Regions from separate parts of the Homo sapiens genome. Here region 1 is linked to region 2. A link is a loop called in an ENCODE intact Hi-C map of the cell type or tissue named here. Cell type or tissue: K562. All regions are shown on one strand.

The links. Hi-C counts contacts between places; a loop is a spot of excess contacts. Peaks named below come from ENCODE experiments on the same cell type or tissue, not always from the same donor. Only the 100,000 strongest peaks of a DNase experiment are listed, where the experiment ranks them.
Region 1: it touches region 2 in a loop (2.8-fold over the local background); 2 of 110 quality-filtered maps call a loop at or near these places.

What each region holds. Positions count from the first base shown.
Region 1 is chr5:34,918,219-34,920,718 of GRCh38, reverse strand. BRIX1 (biogenesis of ribosomes BRX1) reads right to left here. Exons shown (of 10, transcript NM_018321.4): 2 at 2,244-2,355; 3 at 836-879. It also overlaps a transcript of TTC23L not described here. Among named protein-coding and RNA genes, the nearest start is that of BRIX1, 3.8 kb to the right of the region's middle. In K562, a CTCF peak has its summit at 1,381; no DNase peak of the experiment used is centred here; H3K4me3 peaks cover 183 bases.
Region 2 is chr5:34,698,520-34,701,019 of GRCh38, reverse strand. All of the region lies in intron 2 of RAI14 (retinoic acid induced 14), which reads right to left. Among named protein-coding and RNA genes, the nearest start is that of RAI14, 43 kb to the right of the region's middle. RefSeq lists enhancers at 1-326, 327-828. In K562, no CTCF peak of the experiment used is centred here; DNase peaks (open chromatin) are centred at 1,019 and 1,669; H3K4me3 peaks cover 209 bases.

The DNA.
Region 1 (2,500 bases), 220 kb before region 2:
TCTCCTTCACTACGTCTCTGCTCAAATATTAAACACCATCCCTTTGAACAGGTTTTTCCGGTGTAGCCTCAGCTGTCCAAAACCTATAACCTGCTTTATTTCTCCTGTCTTTACTTGAAATTATAAACCTTGTTTATGGCCTGTCTCCATTAGAATGTAAGTTCCATAATGACAGGGACATTGCTCTGTTGAACAGTTTCTACAGCACATAGAATAATGTGGTATTACAGCAGAGGTTCAAAAATTTGTGCTCTAAAGAAGGCTAATAGTGAAAAAATGATCCTAATTCTTCTAAGTTTTGAAAATTTTGCTTTAAAATGTAAATTTATGTTCTGTGCTTCCAGAGGTTAAAAAAAATACCTAAGTGTAGTATCTTAAACAATACTTTGAAAATGTAACCTATTCAGTTTGTAATACCTTAATAGCCAGTTCCACACAAATCACTTTTAATACTGGCAAAACACTTTTTACCATGTGGGTTTTATATATATATATGTTTAATGGACTTATTTTACTTTATATATGTTGACTGATAATTTTTTGAGTACCTACTATGGATTTAGCATAATACTAGACACTACAGGGTTAAAAAATGGGACATAATCCTTCTCCTGAGGAAATTTCAATATGCTTGTTCAGACAAAACAAACAGAAATGAATGAAGCACTAAACTGTGAGAGATAAAAATTTGGAAGACCAGTTATTGAAGAGTTAATAAAATGTGTCTGAATAGTTTTTACAAAATAATTTTTAAAGTCACTGAATGACTTAGTTTTGAAATAAGCCACTGTTAACATTTTAAAAATATTTTGTTGCAATTACTTTCCAAAATTACCTCGTTAATCACAAATAGCTTATCCTTACGATCCATTTTAGTATCTAGAAAAAGAAAAAAAAGAAAAAGCAAGTAAATTAAAGGTGATTTCAAAGTTATTTCAATCAAACCACATATGCTATCCAGAAAATAAAGTGTTTTTACACTCTTCAGTTTAAAGGAGATTTTATTACTAATTTTCAAAACAAGAGCTGGAAACAATCGCTCAAAAATCTTGACTCTTTGTAAATGTAAAGAAAATAAGTAAAATATAGTCTGTAAGAATTAGAAATTATAGTGTAAGCAGTGTTTCTCAATATTTAGGTATTCTAGGAATCCTTTTCAAAAATGGGAAAATTCTCACAAACCAAAGACTGTGTTAAAGGAAACCAGTTTCAATGAAAATATCTTTCACTTTTTAATCTTAGGTGTCAAAGAAAACTGACTTTATGCCCGTGTAACAAACCTGCACATATACTCCTTGAATCTAAAATAAGTTAAAATTTTAAAAATAAAAAACAAAAAACAAAAAAACCCCAAAGCACCTCTCAACATAAGCACAACAACAGCCATATGATGGCGCTGCCACTCCACTGTTCCAAACTTTTTTTTTTTTTTTTTTTTTTTTTTGAGACAGGGTCTTGCTCCTTGCCCAGGCTGAAATGTAGTGGCGCAATCACGGCTCATGACAGCCTTGAACTCCTGGGCTCAAGCCATCCTCCTGCTTGAGACTCCTGAGTAGCTGGGACTGCAGGCAAGTGACCCCCTCACTTGGCTAATTTACTTTACTTTTTTCATTTTTTTTTTTTTTTATTTTGTAGAGACAGGGTTTCACCATGTTGCCCAGGATGGTCTGGAACTCCTGGACTCAAGTGTTCCACCCACCTCGGCCTCCCAAAGTGCTGGGATTACAGGCATGAGCTACCATGCCCGGCCATACTGTTCTTGCCTGTAAAATAACCCACTGCTTAAAAATAAATAAATAACCTGGCATTTAGAAATAGGCTCTGACTCCAACTTAAAAAGTGCTTTGAATTCTATCCCAGGTCCATTTTTCAATAAAAACAGTTAAAAAAAAAAAAAAAAAGGCCCAAAAAGCAACATGTGGCAGTCCTTAGCACTTAGGACAAACCATCCCACCTATCTCAGGACCTTCAGAAGCATTACAGTGAAGGCATTCCTGGACCTTCAAGAAATGTTTCAATAATATTAGGACACCTGTTTTAAAAAGTAAAGAATCTACCTAATGAAATCTAAAGAATTTCTTACGAAATGTTAACTGGAAAAATTGTGGCACTTGAAAGGATAAAAGGCATTGTGTTTTTTTCGTGAGAACACTGAACAAATGAAGAATATATAAAATAAGTGAAAACATAAAAATAGGTAAGTTTATAGATAGAAATTTCTAAAGTATATGATATAAAGGCACCTGCTTTAGAATGAGGCATCAACATTCTCAAGTCCTGCATTAAATGTCTTGTTCTAAAATTTATTCCTCTGGAAGAAAAGATGAGAATCCGTTCCTTATTTTTCCACTTTCCCTAAAGAAAAAGAAAATGTTAAAAGATTTTAAAATCTTATACTGAACTGATCTTGTTTTGTGACAGGGTCTCACACTGTTGCCCAGGCTGAAGTGCTCACGGCTCACTGCAGTTTCAAGTTCCTGGGCTCAAGTAAGTGATCCTC
Region 2 (2,500 bases):
CTTTTCTTATGTTTCTGGTAAGGAGTTGCAATGCTCTTAAGAAGTCAGTCTCTTTTTTGACCACAGACACAGATGCCAGTCAGTTAAATTGGGTCTAAATTTAGGTAATTTTCTGCCCAAGGAACACAGGCTAGTTAATTAGCCTACACAAGGTCTAAATTCATAACTGTGGCTCTTTAGTGTGGTTCTTCAACCACTTGAGCTAATGAGCTATAGATACAAAATAATTTCACAGTCTGGGTACAAAATAAGCACACAGGTAGATTGTAGGTAACAAGCCAAGGCCTCCAATGATACTTGTTAATTTCACACAGCACAGACATGGCCAAGAGGGCATGCAGAGCATCCTAAAGGAAACACATCCAGAAAACCCTACTGACCTTTTATTTCTGTCCATTACATGGATAAAGTGGTAAATGCTGAACAGAGAGGGGCCACAGGGTGTTGACGATAAACTGTCAGTATTTCCATTTTACATTTAGTCACTCATTCATTCAACACAATGACTAGTGTAGGAACTGGGCTGGAACTGCAGGGAGAGCAAGGACAAGTATCCCACATGTCCTACTGTGTCCAAGACTGCCACTTGCCACCTAAAGCCACTTGTTCACCATGGGGAAAGGGCTTAGGTGGATTTTCCAAATGCACCTAAAAAGGCAAGAGTCTACAGCAATAGACTCCAATGACTGCTGGACTTAACTCACTGAACACTGACCAGAGCTTACAAAACAGTCCGCCCTCCAGTTATTCACCAGGCACCTACAACTCCCAAAGACCTGAACCCAGCATCAGAAACCACCACCCAGGGGAAAACTGTGCACCAAACCTTCACAAGCACAGCCAACCTAGGCTAAATCATACCCTTTGTTATTTTAAAACAAAAAATGTACTTTTTGTTATTTTAAAACATACCTACCTGAAGTCTCAGTTCCCAATTTGCGCTTTGGGCCTCTTCTCCAGGCCCCACCCAGCTCAAAACAAGTCTGACCGCTTTGATTTCCATATTCTCCGCCCCTCTCCCCACCCTCCTTATCTCTAGCACCAGAAGCTTTCAGAAAGCTAATCCAGTACCTGGCTCCTAGGCGTCCCTGTCACTGAAGCATGTTTTGGTCAAAGATTACCCATGATTACTATCTGTCAGTTTCCACTGGAAATTGGAATGAGGAATTTGAAATTCAAGTCCAGGCCTTTACTTGGCCGGCTGGAATCATCATATTTTGTTCTCCTGACAGCAAACACCCGTGTGCACCAGCAGTGGCAGGACACTGGCTCCGCACCCAGAGTTCCCAGGTGCAAGTTCTGCACCCTACTTTAGCTTTGTGATTTGGACAAGAGTTATGGCTGAATCGTGTTTCCCCCAAAATCCATATGTTGAAGCCCTAACCCCCAATGTCTCAGAATGTAACCTTGTTTAGAAATAGGGGGACTGCAGCTGTAATTAGTTAAGAATAAGGTGGGCCCCTACTCCCATACAACTGAGGTCCTTATTAAAGGGGAAATTTGGTAACAAACATGCAAACAGGGAAAACGCTATACAAAGATGAGGCAGAGATCAGGATGATGCTCCTATAAGCCAAGAAACACCAAAGATTGCCAGCAAACCACCAGAAGCTGGGGAGAGACACGGCTGATTCTTCCTCACAGCCCCAGAAGGAGCTGAGGCTGCTGACCTCTGGTTTAAGCCACTCCCTTTAGGGTACTTTGTTACAGCCACTTTTGGAAACCAACATAGCAAGATACCATGTTGCAGTTTTCTCATCTGTAAACTGGGAATACATACAGCACTTCTCTAATGAGAGGTATAAATAAATCACAGTTTGTTAAGTTGCTTAGAATGATGCCTAGTAGCTAAGTGTATTTTAGTGGTAAATAGTTGTACCCAAACATTCTTGTTTAATCAAAGAGATCTCACCTTTCATGTTTTCTAGTGTGTCTTCCCACCAAGTTGCCTAATGAAATGCTAAGGCCACGCCAGATTTCTCAGGAGATGAGGGGCACTCACACTTGGCTGGCACGGCAGGACAGGGTGTGGCAGTGCAAGGGAGAGACTTTCCTTGGTGTATCAGCAGGGAATCTAGGCTCCCTCCCTGCTTGCTCTTCATCCCCACGCACACTCAAATCCCGTCGTTCTTGCCCCACAGCAGCCACCAGCCTAGCCCTGGCCCTAGTCCTGGCCCCCTTTTCTGGTTACGGTCTCTCAAAACCCCAAATCATCCTACAGTGAAAATGTAATCAACTTGAAACCTCATTCTTCTATTTCACCCACCCCACCCATTCCAGGCTTTCAATGACGTATAGAGAGGCCCATACCTCCCATCACACTTGATTTTCTGTTATTTGCCCATGTATATATCCTTCTCCATTAGAGTCTCTTCACCCCACCTCTACTCATTAGTACTGGTTTCCTCTGTTAATCCCAACCTACCCAATCGTGATGGCTCAGCCCCTAACTCACCTTCTATGAAGTCTTCTCTAAACTCCTGCGATGTTGAATGGCCAC